Regions from separate parts of the Mus musculus genome. Here region 1 is linked to region 2. A link is a loop called in an ENCODE intact Hi-C map of the cell type or tissue named here. Cell type or tissue: gastrocnemius. All regions are shown on one strand.

What was found. Hi-C counts contacts between places; a loop is a spot of excess contacts. Peaks named below come from ENCODE experiments on the same cell type or tissue, not always from the same donor. Only the 100,000 strongest peaks of a DNase experiment are listed, where the experiment ranks them.
Region 1: a loop joins it to region 2, with 2.1 times the contacts of the local background. A loop is called at or near these places in 5 of 42 quality-filtered maps.

Annotation. Positions count from the first base shown.
Region 1 is chr5:125,011,751-125,016,750 of GRCm38, forward strand. It overlaps Rflna (refilin A), which reads left to right. Exons shown (of 3, transcript NM_028443.3): 3 at 1-797. Among named protein-coding and RNA genes, the nearest start is that of Rflna, 11 kb to the left of the region's middle. In gastrocnemius, a CTCF peak has its summit at 2,964; DNase peaks (open chromatin) are centred at 2,953, 3,498 and 4,029; H3K27ac peaks cover 804 bases.
Region 2 is chr5:125,105,441-125,110,440 of GRCm38, forward strand. It overlaps Ncor2 (nuclear receptor co-repressor 2), which reads right to left. Exons shown (of 47, transcript NM_011424.3): 5 at 4,453-4,632; 6 at 759-872. Among named protein-coding and RNA genes, the nearest start is that of Ncor2, 71 kb to the right of the region's middle. In gastrocnemius, no CTCF peak of the experiment used is centred here; a DNase peak (open chromatin) is centred at 1,997; H3K27ac peaks cover 1,439 bases.

The sequences.
Region 1 (5,000 bases), 94 kb before region 2:
TGGCCTTAAGGGCAGGGCCAAACATGTCCTGGTGTGCCCTTGAGGCAAAGATGGCCCTATGTAGCACAGGGCACTCAGCCATGGCCTGGCTCGAAACCTCATTCTTGGAGAGGCTTGTTTCCAAAATAGGCCATTAAAAAAAAAAAAAAAACGCTCATTCCAGCTGAGAACCGCAGGTGCGTGCGGAGGGGTTGAGCTAACTTTACCTTGACCTGAGATGGCAAAGGCTGGGGGTACCCAGAACACATTGTCTGCTGTGCAGGGCGCAGCCCTCCAGGGCGGCCCACATGTGCCCCACAAGACGCATTCCAGACTAGCTTAGAACTCTTGAGCCTCAAAGCTCTCTGGCAGGTGCCCTGGGAGGCGTCAAAGCAAATGAGGGGACACGGCCAATAACTGCCTATGGCTGACTCTGGACTTGAGCCTATGGCAGGGCTCAGAACCCCAAGAGAAGCGGAGTCTGTTTTTCTTGGCCTCCCGTTCTTGCTTAGGATGGATCCTACAGTTACACCAGTTTCCCACAACCTGGTGCTGTCCCATGGTGCCCAGGCTAAAATGAGTCCCCGAGTCTACTTTAGAGGTGGAGATGTCCCTTTGTCTCAATTGTCCAGTAGCTAGAAACCTACCTACTGCCGCTGTGGTGGCCCAGAGGGAAGGGACATTCTTTGTGGGGCAAACAGAACCTAAATGACTGATAGATTTCTGTTCATCTATTAGCTTATCTGAGGTGCTCCCTGGTTAAAAGAACAGCCTAAGAAATTAGTGAATTATCTTAATAAAATATACCCACACAGCCAGGATGCTCTCTGTTTCTGAGATGCCCCTGGGGGGGGGGGGAGCTGGATATGCCTGGACCCACTTTTTTCCCACCTGGCATTAGTATCTAAGGGAGCCCGGCTTCCCTGCTCCTGGGAGACAAGGAAGAACTAGAGATCTCCATGTATGCCAGCCTCCTGCCTCTTGCCCCAAAAGCCTCACATGTGCCAGGCAAGGGCCCGATCACCAATCTATAGTCATAAGCCCAACTGGCTTCCCACTCAGAGGGCTCTTACCTGTTTGAGAATATAGGGTCACCAGGCTGCCAACTACAATGTGCAGAGCTTGGGAAAGCCCCCCAATGAGGGAACAAAGGCAGGGGCGTGTAAAGCACAATACCCTAACTATACCCCAGGTATACCCCAAGTATACCCCTCAGCAGTTCACCTGCCCTGTGGTTATCCAGGGGACCTAGAGATCGGGAGAATGAGGTGCCAGGTGGGAGCGGATCCAGTCCCACTCCTTGGGGGCTGGCCACCCTAAGGCCATGTTCCCTGCTGCCCTGCCCTAGGGTGCTTTGTGTCAAATGAGCTTTTGCCTAGCCCTCCAGTACCAGGCACAGAAGACCCTGTAATATCCCCAGAGTGGTTCCTGCCCACAGGGTAGTAAGGCTTACAGTAATCACAAGGTGCCTAGGTACCCTTTTTTTGTTATTTTTGAGACAGGATTTACGACATCAGCCTTAGCTGTCTTGAAATTCACTCTGTAGACCAAGCTGGCCTTGAATTCACAGAGCTCCATCTACCTCTGCCTCCTGTGTGCTGGGATTAAAGGCGCGTGCCACCATGCTTGGCTTGTGCTGCTTTATGCTGCAAAATGTGTGAAAGAATCTGTAGTACTCGTGCCCGCAGTAAACGTGATGAATGCCCTTTCTCATCAGCCAGGCTTGTGCCCTGGCCCTCTGGACACCTCACCGTCTCCCTGGGTAGCAGAGAACCTTGGTCTGGAGCCTGGCCCTGGTTCACTCACCCTATCGTCAGTCACAACATCCCCAAAAGGAGTGGTGGGGGGTGGGGAGTGCCCAGGAAGAGTGTGGGCTAGGGACTCGAGATCCTGGTGGCAGCCACAGCTGGGTCCCCACAGCTCCCTGGAGACTCTGTCCCCACTTCCTGAGGTTCTTTTGTTGGCCATGTCTCAGATCCCTGGACTAGCTGCCAAGGATGAGGGACGTGTGTCCTTCCACATGTGCCATGCATGGCTTTCTTCCCTCAAGCTCCTAGCAACCTGTACACCTTGTAATGTAGCTTGTCCACAGCCAGGAGAGAGCTGAGGTGGCCACCACTACCATAGACTGGCAAGGCTGGTGGAGAGACCCCAGAGCTCCACTGGCCGCTGAAGGGCCTCTTACCACAACCCTTGCCCTTGAGCCTCCCTGATCCACCTTGTAGAGTGGTCTACACTCTCTCTCCACCCTCCTCTTTCTCTTTGCAAGCCCAACCTGCTTCAATATTAGAAAGCCAGCCATGCCTTTTCTCACAGATCCCTTGTCCCCACCCTGGCTTTCAAGAGTCTAGCACAAGCTGTGTCCCCACAACCTGTCTTTTGAAGGCTGCCACTTCTAGGAAGTCCTCCTTGACTGACATGGTCTGTGTTGTTTCCGAATCAAGCCTAGGTAGGGGATCAGTGTGTATCTGATCGGTGGGCAGAGCTCTCCTAGGGGGGAGGGGTCTCCTAGGGGGGAGGGGTATGTGGCTTGATGCAGGACTAGCTCTCTCTGTATTAAGAGACCAAGAGGAACGAGCTTGGGTGTTCTTAGAGAAGGGTGGACCACGGCTGGACGTTGCAGTGTAGCCAGGTGTCTTCCTGGGAGGCAAGGGTGAGAGAAGTCACATGTGCCTCCATTTTAAAGGTGGAGCGAGGACAGGCTGGTTACAGCTAGGGGACAGAAGAAACCCTCCAAAGGTACAAGCTCTGTCTCCACATCTCTGTCATGGTCTAGGCCTCAGGAAGTATCAAGGGAGACATGGGTTTCATATCTGAGAGGTAGAGATGCGGCTGGAGGAGACAATGGGGTAGCTCAAACCAGCTCCTGTCTGGTGGCAGCCGAGGGTCACCACACCGTGAACCGGTGTAGCAAAGCAACCTGACCGTCCAGGTGGAGCTGGCTGTGTCCAAGATGAGGCCCACAGCACCCCCTGGCTGCTAGCTTTTGTATTGCAGTCTGGATGAAGGTCGAGCCCCTCCAAGCCAGCCTGGTACAGACCTGCCTGGTGGTCTCCAGGTTTCAGCTCATGTCTGCTCCTGACAGTTCACAGGACAGACTCGGGGCAGCTTGGGACTCCCTGGAGGATGCAAATGTCTCTCCACACTCTAGCTCAGATATTTCAGGCGGCTGGGGAGGTTGTTCTTGGGAGATACATACCTCCACCAGAGCCTTCATGATCAGACTCCTGCCTATGGCTGCTTCAGATCTCCTTTCCTTTATCAGACCCAGCAGCCACCTCCCAGCAGAGCCAAGGTGGGTTTCATTCCAGAGACTTGGGACCCTCTGCCATGGCATCCCTCCCTGGCTGCCCAGGCTAGGAGCTAAGGATGAGTGCAAGGCAGGAACCTTGGCAGAAAGAGTATGACTGCCAGATGAAGACTCTGGTACGGGCCTGCCTGGTTGCTTCCCACACCCCTCTCTTTGAATGGCTGGCCTCTGAGGGCACTAAACCAGCCACCTGGCAGCGGGGTAAGGCCAAGTGAGTTCAGCCCAGGCCTTTGTGGACCAACTGTCAAACCAGCTCTGGAGCCAGGTGGCAGACTGGGGACAGCAGGCTGGGGTGTCACAACATGTACAGATGGGTATGGATGGATGTAGAGGGGCCCCAGGCCCCAGGATGGAGCAGATCAACTGACTCAGTGCAAAGACTGGAAGCCCTCTCAGCCCTGCTTCGAGAGTTGGTTTAAATGTCACCCTGTCACAAATGAGGTAAGGGAGCCTCACCTGAAGAGCTGTCCCAACGGTTTTGATGTGGGAAGGCACACCTGGATTGTGGGCAGCACCTTCAGGCAGCAGCCAGGTACAAAAGGAACTGCCAGGAAGGCGATCACCTCGCCCTTCACTCAGAGCGGCTCTGCCTCATTGATAGCACTGCTAACCCCATGGCTGACGGTACAGCCAGGCTAAGCTTTCCTGGCGGCCTGGGGACCAGCGGCTCTCTAGAAACCTTCTGAGCTTCCAGGTGCCAGATTGGCACTCTTACTCAGTGACTTAAGGGTCATCGCCTTGCAGTGAGAGGCAAGCTGTTCTGGGACAACTCTGAGGCACTCAGGTCCAAGGACCACACAAACTGTTCTCAGCATCGTGGGTGGGGCTTGGCTGTGTTACTATTTTAAAGCTCACTCAAGGAGCTGGAGAGATGTGTTCGGGGGTGCCCTTCCAGAAGACCCAGGGTTCAGTTCCTGGCACCCACATTGGTGGCTCACGAGCACCTGTCTCTAGTCTGAGCTCTGCAGATACCAGGCAAGCACTGTGGTGCAGATATACACAAAGACCAAACATTATAACACATGTGAAATATAAATAAAACAAATATTTTAAAAAGCTTATTCTTAATAAATTCTGCTATACACATATGTATATACACATACATACACGTATGTATATGTTTGTATATATACAAATACACATATATACACATACGTATATATACACATATACACACGTATGTATGTGTAACACACAAATTCCTGAGCAATGGTTCTCAACCTGTGGGTTGCAACCCCTTAGAGGCAGCCCTTTCATAGGGGTGACATATATCAACTATCCTGCATATCAGATATTTATGCTATGATTCACAACAGTAGCAAAACCAGTTATGAAGTAGCAATGAAATCTATGGTCAGGGGGTCACCACAACGCGAGGAACTGTATTCAAGGGTCACAGGAACAGAAAGGTTGAGAGCCACTGCTCTAGAGAACCCTGATTACAACAGGCACCAAGGTGGCAGCAGGGCTCTGTTGGAGTTTCTTAGATCAAACCCAAAGAGGTAGGTGTGGCCATTTCGGTCAGGTTCAAGAATACTTACCGCTGACACAACAGGCAGGATCAAAACAGTGCAGAGCAAGAAGCAAGAGTCCCCAGGACACCCTCACTGTGGGGGGGAAGGGCACACTGTGGGTGTGACTGGCGGAAATTTACACCCACAAGAAAGAACAGGAGAGGCTAAGCCACAGGCAGGGACCCCAATGCCTACTA
Region 2 (5,000 bases):
GTAGAGAGAAAGAGCAGAGGGACCTCCCTTAAAGAGGGACAGCAGAACAAAGAGCAAGATAAAGGCAGCCTTGGGAACAAATGTCCAATGTGGCTAGAGAGCCACACTCCTCTGACCATCTCCGCCACCGTCAAGCAAGTTCAATCTTGCTTCTGAGTCCCAGCCCCAAATCTAACCTGCTGTGCAATCTCACGCAGGTCTCCTGCCCTCTCTGAGCCCCAGTATCTTCCCTAAGCAATAAAGAACACCTACTTACATCCTAAGCTATGGAACCTGAGGCACAAGACTTGTCTGGCCCACATTCCTCTCTGGGCTTTGGTTTCTCACTCGCAGAGAATCCAGGCAGTCAAAAGCTCAAAAGCCCAAAGCTCCAAAAATCAGGCCCTGCCTGCAGCTCACGAGCCCAGTTCAAATCCCACAGTTCCTGCACCGTGGCTGCGTGACTCTGAGCACTCCCCATCTCTGGGTCTGTCTCTCCAGGTGTGAGATGGAAACGCCTACGATGCACACCTTCCTAGGACCAGCCAGGCAGCCACCTGCCAGTATTAATAGTGATATCACCAAGCGTGTCACTGGATCCGCTAGGCAGATATGAGGTGACAGTGCATCTCAGTGGCCGGCAGGCCCCCTCGCTCTCCTCCAGCCTGAGGCCAATGCCAACGCTATGCATGGCCCATGGTCCACCCTCCCCACCCGCTCGCCAGCCTCCACGGTGATAGGGAACTCATGGTTCAATGACTTGCTCCTGTGGGCCGTACCCGGTTCTCATCGTAGATGATCTGGACCAGGCTTCGGTGCTTTGATTCTATGGGTGGTGGCGACACAGGCTTCTCGGGTTCGGGCGGCTTGGCGGCCTCCTCCTCCAACTGTTGCTGCGGGAAAGGGGAGAACATGAGCGGTGAAGGCCGGAAGCTGAGGCACTGTTCCCCCCACTTGCCCGTAGCCACACACAGGAAGTCAGGCTGATCGCCATTTCCTATGAGTCACCCAGAGACTCGGTGCCCTGCTTGGCAGGGATCCCTGGTGGCTGAGCCTCCAGGCTCCAAGAGAGGCCACAGGCACAGAGTGAAGGCCTCAACCAGGAGCACTACACTTCTGCCCCGTACACCCACACAGCCTGTTGAGAAGTTACTCAGTGTCTCTGAACTTCCTACTCCTTTCCCTGGAAACAAAGAGTCCCTAATCTTCTAAGGACTAAACCAGGAGCTACATGGAGAGGGCTGGGAGAGGCAGAAAGGAAGAAAGACTGGTGACAGACAAAGCTTTCCACCAGCATCAGAATCACAATCATCTTCACCATCACCATGATCAACACCATCATTGCCACCATTACCACAGCCACAACCATTACCACCATCACCATTACCGCAATCAGCAGCAGCACCCAATCGCTACCATCAGATCATCACCACCATCATCGCCACCACCCATCGCTGCCGCTATCACCTTCATTACTATCATGAACACCACCATCATGAACACCACCATCACCATCCTACCACCACCATCACTGACCATCAACATCATTACCACCATTAATATTAGCATCATCATTAAAACACCCCCACCCCCGCTCATCACCAATGACCACTACCACCACTACCTCCATTACCATTGCATCTATCACCATCCTAACAAACACCAGCAGCAGCAGCAGTACCACCACCACCCTCGTACCCATCACTATCACCATCACCATCCATCACATCCATTTTACCATCTCAACTTTCACCATCACCAACATCACTAGCATCATCATCATCAACAGCAGCACATGCCTGTGTCTTCACACTGGACCCCTCATCCATCTCCTATCTGGCATCCCTTCCTGCTGCTGCTGTCCGCTCTACTCCAAAGTCAGGAGCCAAGAGCAAAGAATTCAAGACTCCACGGGAAGCCAATGCCTAATGTGACCTACAGAGGGCGCCATGAGTGCGATCAGCGCACGGTCCACTCTGCTTACTATGTGCATTCAGCGAGCATGTTCGGTCACACAGGAACAGAGTTTTATGGCCCGGGAAACAAGGAGATGATGAGGCAGGAACAATCAGCACTGAGGCCAGAAGAGCCAAGCTGCCTTGGTCCTGCAGTGACCCCTGGTGGCAGCTCTCACAGATCAGCCCAAAAAATAAATAAATAAAGACAAAAAACCAGGAAGTCTAAGGAGTAGAGAAGGTGAAAGGGTGAAGACCAATGTCTTGGCTACAGCCCTGACCAGACAGCACACCTCTCAGCCTGAAGTCAGACTTTCATTCCATCGCCCAGGGTTCTAGAGTCACTGCGCCTCTCTGACCCTCAGCATCTTCCTCAGTGTGACCTGGCAGTCACCCACACTCCCATAACGGTGACTGGAAGATCCAAAACCACACTGCACAACAGTCCTGGTGAGCACAGAGCTGTAAGGAGCCCGGCTTCACACAACCCTCAACCGCACGCTACACAGTCAGCGATGAGCCCCAAGCCACTACAGTCTGGAAACAGCACTGGTGAGAACCTGGAAGAGCAGCAGCCCTCATGAGCAGAGAGGGTGAGGGGCGGGAGAACCAGGGACAGTCACTCAAGCACACAAGAAAGCATACCACAGCCACATGGTCGAATACCACTTCTCCATGAAGAGATTCGACTATGCCCTGTGAACCCTAAAAGTTCCTTATGCTGAGCACACAAGGCAGAGACACGAAAGGCAAATGGATGTGAGTCCATGTACGTGAGGTGTCCAGAAAGCAGCTCCACAGACTGTCACAGGGGTGACTCTGGGCTAGGAGATGGGGCATCGCTAAATAGCTCTGCGTCTGTCGGGACAGGCGGAGGAAGTGGAAGCCGTATGATTCGGTCTACTGCCAGTGAACTGCAGACTTTAAAATGATTCATTTACACTTGGGAATTCTAGTTTTGTAGGAATGAGGAGCGTGTGGAGAGACACAGGTCAGTGGTTATGAGTGTGTACGGACTGCTCTTGCAAAGGCCCTGGGTTCGGTTCTCAGCGCCCACGCTGGACAACTCACAACCACCTGTAACTCCACCTCCAGGATGTCTGAAATCCTCTTCAGGCCTCTAAGGCACCTGAACACACACGTACACACCCAAGACACACATATCAAACTTTCTAAATGTACTTAAAGGGGCCGGGCAGGCATGGTGGTGGTACATGCCTTTAACCCCAGCACTCACAGGTCAGAAGCAAGAGGATCTCTGTGAGTTCAAGGCCAGCCTGCTAGTGAGGTTCAGGCCAGCCAAGGCCTGAAAGACCCTGTCTTCCCCCACTCCCCCTCCCAAAAAAGGGGGTGCTGAGCCAGGTAGTGATGGCACACACCTTTAGTACCAGCACTTGGGAGGCAAAGGCAGGCAGAGATTTCTGAGTTCAAAGCCAGCCTGGTCTAAAGAGTGAGTTCTAGGACAACCAGGGCTAAACAAGAGAAACCCTGTCTTTTTAAAAAAAAAAAAAAATGGTGGTGGCGTTAACCCACCACAGGCTGACAAAGCACAAAGCTGGAGAGAACCAACTCCTACAAAGGGAGTATCCACATGCGCACAGGCAAACAAGTATATTTTATTTTCTTAAAAATATTTTTATTATTACAACATATTTACATCACATACATGTGTGTACATCTGCATATGTGCATGTACATGAGGTTAGGGCTGTCCCCTGGAGGTGGAGTTACAAGGAGTTGTAAGCTGTCAGATGTGGGTGATGGGAACTGAACCTGGGTAGTCTGTAAGAACAATACATGTCCTTAACCACCGAACCATCTCTCTCATTCATTTATTTTTATATTATTATATAATCTTATTTTTATACTTTTATATATATGTATGTGTGTGTGTGTGTGTGTATATATATATATATATATATATATATATATATATATATATATATAAATTATTTTTTAAGATAACATTCAAGAAAGAAATTTAGGTTAAGAGGAAAAAAATAAAAGGAGAAAAAGAAAACTAATAACAGCAGCTCAAGTCACTTGGCCTCCAGACTTGATCAACATCCATGCATGTAACAGTGGCTCCAGCCCAGCCCCCAAGCCAGGCCTGGAGGACTGGAGATGTGAGAGCTCCACTGGTCTGGCACGGCCAATCTGACCGCACCAGGGCCCAGCCTCACTCTGGGATTCTGGGCCACCATCTTGGAAGCCCTCAGTGCCCAGCTCCCGGCTCCCCATTCAGCTTTTATGCAAGAACAACCAAAGGCTCTTTCTCTGCCTTGGGCAGCTCATGGTGCCTCTCCCGGGAAGCCTTGGTCCCCTGAAGCTCAGGACTCTCTGTTGACCGTGCAGATATATGAGCCTGATGGGCCCGGCCCAGAGGCTTCCAGAAGCAAAACATTAAACACACACACACACACACACACACACACACACACACCAACCACCAGGAAATTGTGTGGCTCCAGGCACCTGAGGACGTGGGGCCGGTCTTCTGCCCGCCCTCACTACTCACCTGCTTCTTCTTCAGCTTGGAGATCTGCTGCTCTACCATGGTGATCTCACGGTCCACGCGGTCCATGTTCTGGATCAGCTCCTCCTTGGACAGTCGAGATGGCGCCAGCTCTAGCTCAGGGTCAGCGTGCGGGGGACTGGGAGGTGACACAGGCTCCAGCTTGCCTGCCAGGCTACGGTCCTGTGGTTGGACAGAGAACGTTGAGGACACCCAAGTTTGCCGTGACTTCAGGCCGCAGCACACCAGCTTCCTACCCTAAGCATCCCCAGGACGGCAGTGCCACGCGTGGATCCTGCCTCGTCCCAGCCACTCTTCCCATGGCTGTGTTCTCTGAAGACAAAATCCAGGAGGCCGGCAGGCAGTAATGACAGTCCTTACTGCCTCCTCCTGGCTACACCTCTATTTCCCGGGAACAGAAATAAGACTCCCACAGTGACCCCAGCCTGACAGCTCAGCCACATATGCCTTCCACATGTGCGTGATGCAAGCAGGCTGCAGACCCTGAACTGGAGCAGTCAGCTTTTCAAAAAACACACCTGTCACAACAC